Regions from separate parts of the Homo sapiens genome. Here all the other regions are linked to region 3. The links are chromatin loops, found by intact Hi-C in ENCODE. Cell type or tissue: PC-9. All regions are shown on one strand.

Evidence for each region. Peaks named below come from ENCODE experiments on the same cell type or tissue, not always from the same donor. Only the 100,000 strongest peaks of a DNase experiment are listed, where the experiment ranks them.
Region 1: a loop joins it to region 3, with 11 times the contacts of the local background. A loop is called at or near these places in 55 of 110 quality-filtered maps.
Region 2: a loop joins it to region 3, with 8 times the contacts of the local background. A loop is called at or near these places in 36 of 110 quality-filtered maps.

Annotation. Positions count from the first base shown.
Region 1 is chr7:5,995,005-5,999,004 of GRCh38, reverse strand. It overlaps PMS2 (PMS1 homolog 2, mismatch repair system component), which reads left to right. Exons shown (of 15, transcript NM_000535.7): 7 at 1,582-1,679; 8 at 3,372-3,471. Among named protein-coding and RNA genes, the nearest start is that of PMS2, 12 kb to the left of the region's middle. In PC-9, CTCF peaks have their summits at 1,431 and 1,636 (motif pointing left); DNase peaks (open chromatin) are centred at 1,604 and 3,304; H3K4me3 peaks cover 369 bases; H3K27ac peaks cover 1,071 bases.
Region 2 is chr7:6,269,022-6,273,021 of GRCh38, reverse strand. CYTH3 (cytohesin 3) reads left to right here and starts at 398. Exons shown (of 13, transcript NM_004227.4): 1 at 398-548. The coding sequence starts at 515. RefSeq lists silencers at 171-530, 851-1,020 and enhancers at 339-1,060, 1,061-1,783. In PC-9, CTCF peaks have their summits at 1,479 and 1,703; a DNase peak (open chromatin) is centred at 291; H3K4me3 peaks cover 2,246 bases; H3K27ac peaks cover 229 bases.
Region 3 is chr7:6,321,342-6,325,341 of GRCh38, reverse strand. No RefSeq gene overlaps it. Among named protein-coding and RNA genes, the nearest start is that of FAM220A, 26 kb to the left of the region's middle. RefSeq lists an enhancer at 1,591-2,091. In PC-9, CTCF peaks have their summits at 1,991 and 2,192 (motif pointing right); a DNase peak (open chromatin) is centred at 2,131.

The DNA of each region.
Region 1 (4,000 bases), 330 kb after region 3:
TTTTTTTTTTTTTTTGAGAGGGAGTCTCGCACTGCTGCCCAGGCTGGAGTGCAGTGGTGTTGTCTTGGCTCACTGCAACCTCCGCCTCCCAGATTCAAGCAATTCTCCTGCCTCAGCCTCCCGAGTAGTGGGATTACAAGCATGCTCCACTACGCCAGGCTAATTTTTTGTATCTTTAGTAGAGACGGGGTTTCACCGTGTTGGCCAGGCTGGTCTCGAATTCCTGACCTCGTGATCCACCAGCCTCGGCCTCCCAAAGTGCTGGGATTACAGGTGTGAGCCACCAAGCCCGGCCGGTTTTTTTTTTTTTTGAGCTGGAGTCTTGCTCTGTTGCCCAGGTTGGAGTGCAGTGGCGCCATCTTGGCTCACTGCAACCTCTGCCTCCCGCGTTGAAGCAATTCTCCTACCTTAGCCTCCTGAGTAGCTGGGATTACAGGCACATGCCACCAGGCCCAGCTAATTTTTTGTATTTTTAGTAGAGATGGGGTTTCATCTTGTTGGCCAGACTGGCCTCGAACTCCTGACCTCTAGTGATCCGCCTGCCTCGGCCTCCCAAAGTGCTGGGATTACAGACGTGAGCCACTGCGCCCAGATTAAGAATTGATTTTTAAAGTGCCTATCACAAGGCCCGGCGCAGTGGCTCACGTCTGTAATCCCAGCACTTTGGGAGGCTGAGGTGGGCGGATCACGAGGTCAGGAGTTTGAGACCAGCCTGATCAATATGGTGAAACCCCATCTCTACTAAAAATACAAAAATTATCTGTTCGTGGTGGCAGGCACCTGTAATCCCAGCTACTCAGGAGGCTGAGGCAGGAGAGTCGCTGGAACCCGGGAGATGGAGGTTGCAGTGAGCTGAGATTGCACCACTGCACTGCAGCCTGGGCGAGAGAGCAAGACACCATCCCAGGAAAAAAAAAAAAAAAAAAACAAAGTACCTATCACAAAAATTGATGTTTGAGAGCTGAATGTGTTTCATTTTATTCTTCCAGAGACACTCGTATACTGCGTCTTTTCACTCTCTCTCTGAAAAAAATATAAGTTATTGTGGGCAATGTGTGGGTTCTGAATAAGTAGGTACTTGTTTCATCTTTCTTATATCATAAAATCAAAATTGTTGTTCCCACGGCTCACACATGTAATCCCAGCACTCTGGGAGAGGAAACTGTTGGGATTATGTGTTTGAACCACCCGGCCAACAATTTTGAGGTGGGAGAATCGCTTGAGCCCAGGAATTTAAGACCAGCTTGGATAACACGGCAAGATCCCATCTCTACAAAAAAATTAAAAAATTAGCCAGGTGTGGTGGTGTGCACCTGTAGTCCCAGCTACTCACTCGACAGGCTGACGCAGGAGGATTGCTTGAACCCACGAGTTTGACATTGCAGTGAGGTATGATTGAGCCATTGTACTCCAGCCTGGGCAATAGAGGGAGACCCTGTCTCAAAAAACAAAACAAAACAAAAGATTCTTTTAATTTTTTTTGCGCTTGTAATGTCAATAGCTTGACTAAGAAAGAAAACAGATTAAGTCCACTCTGTCTTTATTAGGAAGTAACTGTGAATTTTTTTTTTTTTTTTTCAGTTGCAAAGCCTCATTCCTTTTGTTCAGCTGCCCCCTAGTGACTCCGTGTGTGAAGAGTACGGTTTGAGCTGTTCCGATGCTCTGCATAATCTTTTTTAGTAAGTAGATTGCTGGCAAGAGAACTACAATTGAACATTTTATCCTGAGAGCTTTTTTTTTAAAGATAGTGATTCTAAGGCTAATAGTTTCGTGTCTTTTTTTTTTTTTCTTGAGACGGAGTCTTGCTTTGTTGCCCAGGCTGGAGTGCAATGGTGCTATCTTGGCTCACTGCAACCTCTACCTCCTGAGTTCAAGCAATTCTCCTGCCTCAGCCTCCTGAGTAGCTGGGATTACAGGCACGTGCCACCACACCCGGCTAATTTTGTATTTTTAGTAGAGACGGGGTTTCACCATGTTGGCCAGGCTGGTCTCGAACTCCTGACCTCAGATGATCCGCCCACCTTGGTGTCCCAAAGTGCTGGGATTACAGGCATGAGCCACCACGCCTGGCTAGGGATAATAGTTTTTTATGTCCTTTATAAAACTGTGAGCAATGCTGTGGCTAAGAAAGATGATTTATACAAAGGAGTCAGTTGCTTAATTCAAACCATGTTTTGAGTAAGTGGTATATTTCAGGTGGTTTTCTGTTGAGCAGGTCTTCTTTAAGGCTCTGTTTAGTTAGACTAACTTGTAAATTATTTTATCATTTTAAATGATTTTGACTTTCCTGGCATCTGATGAAGGCAGTTCAGTGTCATTACTTTTCGTATAAGAAAATAGACACTTCCATAAATAGGATTGGTCCTGTAAAGATATCTATCTATCTGTGTGTATATATATATATATATATATATTTTTTTTTTTTTTAGCTTTGAGATGGAGTCTTGCTTTGTTGCCTAGGCTGCAGTGCAGTGCCGTGATCTTGGCTCACTGCAACCTCTGCCTCCCTGCAACCTCTGCCTCCCAGGTTCAAGCGATACTCCTGCCTCAGCCTTCCGAGAAGCTGGGACTACAGGTGTTCACCACCATGCCCGGCTGATTTTTTGTATTTTTAGTGGAGACGGGGTTTCGCCATGTTGCCCAGGCTGGTCTTGAACTCCTGACCTCAGGTGATCCACCCACCTTGGCCTCTCAAGGCTCTGGAATTACAGGCATGAGCCACCACACCCAGCCTAAGATCTGTATTTCTTTTTGTTTGTTTGTTTGTTGCCTTGAGATCTATATTTCTTACTCTTCCTCCACTTGCTTTTGGCTTATGCCTGAAATGGTAAACATGGAGCTTTATGTCTTTATGTGAAGGTGGTGTTCTTCTGGAAATGCCGGTATCCCTGGGGTGGGTCTCATGTGAAGCAAGCGCTTTACCAAGACATGAGATATAAGCGTCCTACCCGGGAGGTTTTGAAAGGGGAGGGAATGTGGGCAAAATTCTGAGCACAAGTGGTTAGACTTCATTGACAAACCAGGGGTGGCAGCACGGAGGTTCTGAGAATGCATTTGAAGCGAGACCCACTTACAGAGGCTGAGGATTTATCAGGAAGGGTAAGGAGAGCTGCAACACATCAGTTTTGGACGCACTGCATCACCTGTGGTGCATTGGTTGACTGTAGGAGCTTTAGAATATTCCAGAAGGTTTGGTTCTTTGATGACTCATCAAGATTTGGAGCACAGATACCCGTGAACTGCAATAGTGATCCTTATCAGCATGTCACCTGGTGTTTTGTTTTCATTTCACTTTAAGAATGTGCCATGTGATCGTATTTCTAATCCCTTTCACTCTGGAATCCTGCCCTTACCATATTAATGTTGAATAGCATCTCAGGTTTCATTTCACAATGCACGCATGGAGTTGGAAGGAGTTCAACAGACAGACAGTTTTTCTTTATCAACCGGCGGCCTTGTGACCCAGCAAAGGTATTTAAAATTTTTTTGTGTTAGTTTGTTCTTTATGCCTTTGACTTTTAATTGATAACTTTTTTCTGATAATAGGCAGTTTACGTGGAGCTCGGGACTTTGAGAAACATGGCTTTAACATTATCTTATTTTGTGCATTTACAGAAGTCTACCGCAGATGGCCCCCAGCTTCAGATGTTTCAACTGAAGACTTTTCTGTCCGGGCGCAGTGGCTCATGCCTGTAATCCCAGCACTTTGGGAGGCCGAGGCGGGTGGATTGCCTGAGGCCAGGAGTTCGAGACCAGCCTGGCCAACATGACAAAACCCCGTCTCTACTAAAATACAAAAAATAACCAGGCATGGTGTTCCACGCCTGTAATCCCAGCTACATGGGAGGCTGAGGCAGGAGGATCACTTGAACCTGGGAGATGGAGCTTGCAGTAAGCCGAGATTATGCCACTGCACTCCAGCCTGGGTGACAGAGCGAGACTGTGTTTCAAAAAAATATATATATATTTTTTTCTACTACTTTACCTTGTTGCAGAAGTT
Region 2 (4,000 bases), 52 kb after region 3:
TTGGAATACAGGTGTGAGCCACCGAGCCTGGCCAGGCCTGACTTCTGAATGCATTCGTTTCTTGATCTTTTACCCCGAGTGCACGTGCAAGTTGCACCCCTGGCCACTGGGTTTTGCAGAGTGTGGCGTTCCAGTGTCCGGGGCCCCACGCCCGTCCGCAGGCTACTGGAATGCTGAGGGCGAGGAGGCTTCGCTCCACGCACACCGGATCGGCCTGCACTTCAGGGGCCAGGTCTACAGCCTTCCCCAGCGCAGACGCCGCCGGCCCGGCCGGTTCCCGAGGGCGGGGCTGCGCGGCCTCACGCCCCGCCCACCGCGGGCAGAGGCGGGGCATGGGTCACGTGACGGCACGCCGACCAGCGAGGCCCCGCCCGGCGGGAGGAGGCCCGGCCGCGACCCGGGCCGCGCGCTGAGGAGCCGCCCGGTCGCCTGCGCGCTCCCTCCGGCGGCGTCCCCAGCCCGCGGCCCCTCTGCTGCCGGCCCCCGGCTCGCCGGCTGCGGGAGTGGCCTCAAGATGGATGAAGACGGCGGCGGCGAGGGTGGTGGCGGTGAGTGTCGGAGGTGTGGTGGGCTCGCCGGCGGCCTGGGGTCGGGGGCCGGGGGCTGGGGGTCGAGGGCGCGGCGCTGGGCCGGGGTTCGCCGGAGGAGACGGGGTCGGGGGCAGCGGCAGCGGCGTCCGCTGGAGGCCTGAGGCACGCCGGGCCAGGGCCGAGGCTGGGTCTCCGGGGGCCGAGGGAGGGGGCGGGCCGGGGTCGCCGTTCGGCGCTGGCGAGGGTCTGGGTACCAGGCCGGGGCTGCCGCGGGCTGGGGTCGCCCCGGAGTCTCGGGCCGGGGTTTGGGTGTCGCTCCTCTGGGGCGGGGGACCTTGCGGGGCGACCTTCCCCGCATCTTGTCGCCAAGGGCGTTCATGCCCTCCGGAGCCCGGCGTTTCGGACGCCCCCTTTCAGCTCAGGTGGGCGGAAGCGGCTGAGCCGGTGGGAAACCGGGAGGGGAAAGTTTTGCACTGGAGGCTCCTCGAGTGTACAGGACGGGAGGGCAGGGGAAACGGTTGGAAAGCGTGACAGTCTGCTTGGCTTTGGGTCAGAAACGGTCGCTGGATTTGCTCGAACGGGGAGGGGGCCAGCTGGAGTTCAGTTCAGGGTAGACGTTTTAGGAAACGGCAGACGCGACAGATTGAGCAAAAAACTCCGTGGAGCCGAGGGTGGGAGACACGAGCTGCACCCAGCACAGAGGCAAGACCGGAGAGCCAGGTGTGCCCGGAGCCAGGTGTGCTCCCGAGTGGGTCGGGTCGATGCGCGTCGTGGCCCAGGTGGTCTGTGTCTGACGTTCGGTTTCCTCTTGCTGGAGGAATCGTGTTTGTTGGAAATTATTTAGTGGAATACAAATGACTGCTGGGTCATGCTGGGAATTAGATTTTAAAAACAGAGGAACGTGCCTCTGTATGGAGTGGGTGTTCGCTTTGGAAAGCAAAGGGTTAATGCCCGTGTTTTTACAGGAACAGCCGAAGTTGAGGTTCTCTAGACTTTTTTTTTTTTTCCTGAAGATCTCCTTTGAGCTGACAGAGAAATCATCAGAATCATCAGAACCCCATGTAATAAGGGAGCAGTTTAGAGAAATCTTAATTACAGGCTGCCGGTGCAGCTGCCTGTAAGAATCAGCAGTATTGAATGCTTCAGGATGAAGTGGTTCATCATCAAGGTGCCTTCCAGAATTCAAGTGCTGCTCAGAGGGAGATGTTTTTTTGCTGAAAGACGCGATGCAGCCAGGATGGTGGGAAGTTGGCACCCGTCATGGCATTTGGCGAGTTCAGTTCTTATAGTTGAAGCTAGGGGTAGCACTGTGGCACCGAGTGGGTGTGTTGATGGGAGCGCTGTGGAACGAAGGCGCCCAGTTGCGAACCCTCCTACAGTCAGGCTGTCTGGAGCCATGAGATCCTAAGGAATGGGTTCCCGGTGGATGTCGTGTTTCCTGCCTGTCACAATTTGGGCATAGCTGTTTTCCCTTGTTAGAAAAGAAAGACAACTGTAATATGCAGACGTTGGACATTAGCGTCAAGGCAGCTAGCTGGCTTGGCAGTTTTGTTTGTAAGGTGCTTTGGGCTCTGTGAGTAAAGAAATGTAGACTTGAAGATTAAAGCAGGAATAAAGAGGAAAAGAGGAGGCTTTAATGTGCTCCAGCAATTTGCAGGTCTTGAGTACTATAACAAAGGATGATATGAAGTATCAAAAGTCTTAAAATTGTCCTTGGGTTGTTAGTATCTCTTCTGGGAATATATCACAGGGAAGCAACCTTGAAATAAACCCCTCACGTATAAAGATGTGTATTATGCTGTTTAAAATAGCAAAAAATTGGAAACAGCAACGCCAACAGCAGGGGCATGGTGAGGTAAATTATGGGAAGTTTATTGAAGTATTTTACAACCATTAAAATAAGCAGTTTTATACATCATGGTTTAAACAACATAAACATTGGTGACATTATGGATTATTTTATTTTCTTTTTATATTTTCCAGGTTTCTGGAATAAGTGTGTATTTCAGATTGGAAAAAAACCATCAAAGACGTGAATGTTTTAAGTGTATCATTTAATTCATCTCACTGGAACATTCAACAATGAAGATTTATTTATTGATTGCCCATCAAAATGCTAGCCAGCATGTTAGGTGCTGGAAAATAACTTTTAACCTTTATTGATTTAGTTTATGACTAGCTTTCTCCCTTGCTTTGTGACAGACACTTAAAAATATTTTTGGCAATATTAGGATATTTATTTTTGAAACAGGTGAAAAGCAAAGTTTTGAAATATGAGTGATATTGTAATTATTGTATAAACTTTATGTGCTTACATTTAACTCTTGGCTGTTGTAAGTTTTGAAGTTAACATACCTCTTTACAGTTAATACCTTTTAGATTTTTAAATGCTTTAAAATTCATGTTTAAAAAAATAAAGTTGAGCTCTTTTAAAGAAAACCGTTTCAGCTGCCAGCAGATTATAAAGCATAACATTTTTTGGTATATTTTTAGAGTGTAGTACATAATGTTGAACTGTATCTGGGGGAGTCAGTTAAAGCTTGTTTAAAAGATAGGGTAAATAATCTATTCAAACAGTAGTTATGGTAGAAGCCAAAGATAATTGAAAAGGTCTTTTTTTTGTTAATGGTCAGGTTAAAAGACTTGAAAAATTGATTCCTACTTGCTATTTTTATAAGTTAATTTAGCTTTTTGTCCACTGTATTGTTCTTTCAATGCAAGATAAGGAGAGAGAGGATGGTGGCATGAATGGCTGGAAGGCAGTTACAAGAGGAGCGAGTGGGGGGCACAAGATTACAAGAACACATTGTTCCTTACAGTGTGTGCAGAGTGTAGTTAAGTCGTTTTTAATTCCTATGGGACTTTGTTGCCTTTCAGTTTTTCGAGAACAGTTCTTGAGCTAATTGGAGGGTAGCTGGCTAGTTTGGCTCATTGGGATTGTCTTCGTGTCCTGTTTGGGCATTTGTCTGATTGATGGTCCTGAATGGACCATCCCTGGCAGATGAGGTGAATTAACTATAATTGGCATTCTTCTCTCTGACCCCTTCACTCCCTGATCAATGTAGGTGTCTGTGCTTCAGGTGAAGAGATGCTGAGCCTTGTTCATAATAAAATACATGCAAATTAAGACTAGATTGAGCTCCCACCTTTCACCTTCAGACAGGTGATAACCCCCAAGTATACAAAGTCTGTTTCAAGTTTGAAATATTTGAACGGCAAGGTCGTTTCAAACATTTACGGGTAAGAGTGTAAAGTAGCCACAGGCAGGGTCAGCCCATGTCCTGTTGGCTCAGATCCGTTTCTTGCCCTTTCCCTGCAGGGACTCACCCCTGCAGGCAACATTTCCCAGGCCCTTGGTCAGCTGGCTTCCGGCTGGGATTGGCCACTGGGAGCCACTGGCAGGAGGAATGGCAGGAAGAAGGACAAAAACAGGTTATTTCCCTTAGGCCTGCCTCAGGGAGTGTCTCTGG
Region 3 (4,000 bases):
TTTAAGGCAGTGGATTCAACCTGTTTTGTTTTTCCTTGTTTGCCTCCTAAGAGTTCTGATTCTGGGTGGTGCATAACTGGCTCACACCTGGAATCCCAGCACTTTGGGAGGCAGAGGCAGGTGGATTACTTGAGCTCAGGAGTTCTAGGCCAGCCTGGGCAACATAGCAAGACCATCTCTACAAAAATACAAAAAATTAGCTGGATGTGGTGGCGCGCATCTGTAGTTCCAGCTACTCAGGAGACTGAGGAAGGATCACTTGGGCCTGGGAGATTGAGGCCGCGGTGAACTGTGATTGCCCCCACTACACTCCTGCCTGGGTGACAGGAAGAGATCCTATGTCAAAAACACCCCCAAAAACCCCACAAAGAGTTCTGATTATGCTCTAAGAAAAAAAAGATCAGTAATTGGAAGATTACTAAGTAGGCTCTGTTTTTGTTGTTGTTGTTGTTTTTCTGAGGCAGAGTCTCGCTCTGTCGCCCAGGCTGGAGTGCATGGCACAATCCCAGCTCACTGCAACCCCTGCATCCTGGGTTCAAGTGATTTTCCTGCCTCAGCCTCCTGAGTATCTGGGATTACAGGCGCCCGCCACCGTGCACAGCTAATTTTTGTATTTTTAGTAGAGACAGGTTTTCACCATGTTGGTCAGGCTGGTCTTGAATTCCTGACCTCGTGATCTGCTCGCCTCAGCCTCCCAAAGTGCTGGGATTTCAGGCACAAGTCACCGCACCCGGCCCTGTTTCTGTTTTTCAGAAAGGGTCTTGCTCCATTGCCCAGGTTGGAGTGCAGTGGTGCAATCATAGCTCACTGCAGCCTCCACCTCCTGGGTTCAAGTGATCCCCCTACCTCAGCCTCCTGAGTAGCTGGTACTACAGATATACACTGCCACACCCGGGTAATTTTTTAATTTTTTGTAGGAACGGGGTCTCACTGTGTTGCCCAGTCTGGTCTCCAACTCCTGAGCTCAAGCAATCTGCCTGCCTCAGCCTCCCAAAGTGCTGGGATTACAGGTGTCAGCCACCACACCCAGCCAGAAAGCAGTATTTCTTTTCACACTCCCATATTCCAAGACTTATGACTCATGCTTGTTCAGGAAAACCTATTATGTGAGGGTGAGCTGAGAAAAGAGGGGAGTTTGGTTGATTTTAAATGCAGGTGCTTTGTTCCGTGTCTTAATTCATCTGGAAATTGAGAATGCGGCCGTAGGAGAACAGTGCTTTTTAGCTTTGTGTTGTGATGCCTTTGGGAAAGTGGGAGGAGTAGGTTAAGTCACAGGCAGATTCATTGTTAAACAAATGTTCATGGTTTCCTACTGCACGGTGTAAAAGCAAGGTTTGGCAAATACGTGAATTTAAAAATGTTTAAGCATTTGGAATTTCCATTAAAATCAGCTTCTCCTGGCTGGGGAGGGTGGCCCATGCCTGTAGTCCCAGCATTTTGGGAGGCTGAGGCAGGAGGATCACTTGAGGCTAGGAGTTCCAGACCAGCCAGAGGAACATAGGGAGACCCCCATCTCTTAATTATAATTAACTAACTTATTCATTTATTTATTTATGAGACAGAGTTTCACTCTTGTCGCCCAAGCTGGAGTGCAGTGGCATAATCTCAGCTCACTGCAACCTCTGCCTCCTGGGTTCAAGAGATTCTCCTGCCTCAGCCTCCTGAGTAGCTGGGATGACAGGCATGTGCCACCACACCTGGCTAATTTTTTCATATTTTTAATAGAGATGGGGTTTCACCATGTTGGCCAGGTTGGTCTTGAACTCCTGACATCAAGTGATCCGCCCGCCTCGGCCTCCCAAAGTGCTGGGATTACAGGTGTGAGCCACTGTGCCCGGCCTAATAATGCTTATTTTTGAAGTGATACGGGCATATATATTTATATATATTGTGTTTAAGTTGGCAGATGAGGTCATGTGTCATTGGAGGATGCCAAGTAATCACTTAGTTTAAGTGACCTTTATTCTGGGCAAATTTTAAGCTAGAATGCGAAAGTCTCACCTCCCTCTGAAGGTGAAAGACTGAAGCAGGCTGCACTGGATGGAACGCTGATGCCGGATAGACTGTTTTGTGAATCTCATGGTAATTTATGTGGCTGCATAATAATTTGGGAGGAGTGGATGAGGTTGGGAAGAAAGCCCCGGGGCTGTGCCCGTGAGGTTCGCGTTGACCACAAGAGGGAGCCATGTGTTCACCTAGGGAGTGTGCTGTTTTGGGATGTTTTTATGGTTATTTTGTTTAGCCAAATTCTTAAGCAAAAATTAACATAAAAACGTCAGACTTAGTTTAGTATGGGTTGTTAACGCAAGTGTGTGTAATGTATCAAACCTTACAACAAGATCGTAACTATTTCCTTTTTTAAATTTAAAATTTTTTTGTAGAGATAAGTTCTCACTATGTTGTCCAGACTGGTCCCCAAATAACAGGCTCAAGCAATCCTTCCACCTTGGCATCCCAAAGTGCTGGGATTACAAGTGTGAACAACTGTACCCAACCCAGCTGCAGCTCTTTATTTATTTGTTCACTTAATTTATTTTGAGACGGAGCTTCACTCTTGTTGCCCAGGCTGAAGTGCAATGGCACGATCTCGGCTCACTGCAACCTCTGCCTCCCAGGTTCAAGCAAAATTCTCCTGCCTCAGCCTCCCGAGTAGCTGGGATTACAGGTGCCCACCACCACGCCTGGCTAATTTTTAGTAGAGATGGGGTTTCACCATGTTGGCCAGGCTGGTCTCGAACTCTTGACCTCAAGTGATCCGCCTGACTCGGCCTCCCAAAGTGCTGGGATTTCAGGCATGAGCCACTGCACCCGGCCCAGCTGCAGCTCTTTAATTCAATACCCATAGGTGGTGCTTAAAGAAAGAAGATAAATGTGATAGAAAAGTAAAATGTATTTTTGTGTTTATTTTTTATTTTGGTGCATGGCTTTCAGTAAGAAACCACATTTTCACACTGCACCAACACGAACAGTAGTTTTAGGGCCAGGTGTGGTGGCTCACGCCTGTAATCCCAACACTTTGGGAGGACAAGGTGGGAGGACTACTTGAGGCCAGGCATTCCAGATCAGCCTGGGCAACACAGTGAGACCCCATGTCTACCAAAAAAATAAATAAAATGATATAAAATAAGATAAAAATTTAAAAGAGCAGTAGTTTTCTTCAGAGTGGGCTGGTCAGAATTTTCACTTCTGCCAAGGATGTTCACAGGCTCCCAATGTTGGGAGCTTTTCTGGGCCCTTTCAGGTGGATGGGGCAGGGGCAGGGAGGACCTGTGCTGATTTGCGGGCCCACAGTGCGTTCCTCCTCAGCCTGTTCCTTTGCATGAGAGCCTCTTAGATGCCCTTACAGGGAAATCTGTGACACAGAACAAGTCCATTATGGCTGAGCATGGTGGCTCATGCTGGTAATCCCAACACCTTGGGAGGCCAAGGTGAGAGGATTGCTTGAACCTGGGAGGCTGAGGCTGCAATGAGCCGTGATCATGCCACTGCCCTCCATCCTGCAAGGGAGAGCGAGACCCTATCTCAAGAAAAAAAAAAAGTCAATTTTTTACTATAGAAATCACAACTTTAAATTTCTTTTGTGGCTTGTAGTGAAACATGCTTAAAATGTTGGAATCTACTAAAAAAGATTGAGAACTGCTATTGTATTATTCTATAACATCAATAAATGATTGCTCTTTCTTTTCTTTTATTTATTTAATTTTTTTGAGATGGAGTCTCGCTCTGTTGCCCAGGCTGGGGTGCAGTGGCGAGATCCGGCTCACCACAACCTCCGCCTCCCAGGTTCACGCCTTTCTCCTGCCTAAGCCTCCCGAGTGGCTGGGATTACAGGCGCCCACCACCGCACCCAGCTAATTTTTTGTTATTTTTAGTAGAGACGGGGATTCACCATGTGCAGGATGGTCTCGATCTCTTGACCTCGTGATCTGCCTGCCTCGGCCTCACAAAGTGCTGGGATAACAGGCGTGAGCCACCGTGCCTGGCTAATTTTTGTATTTTT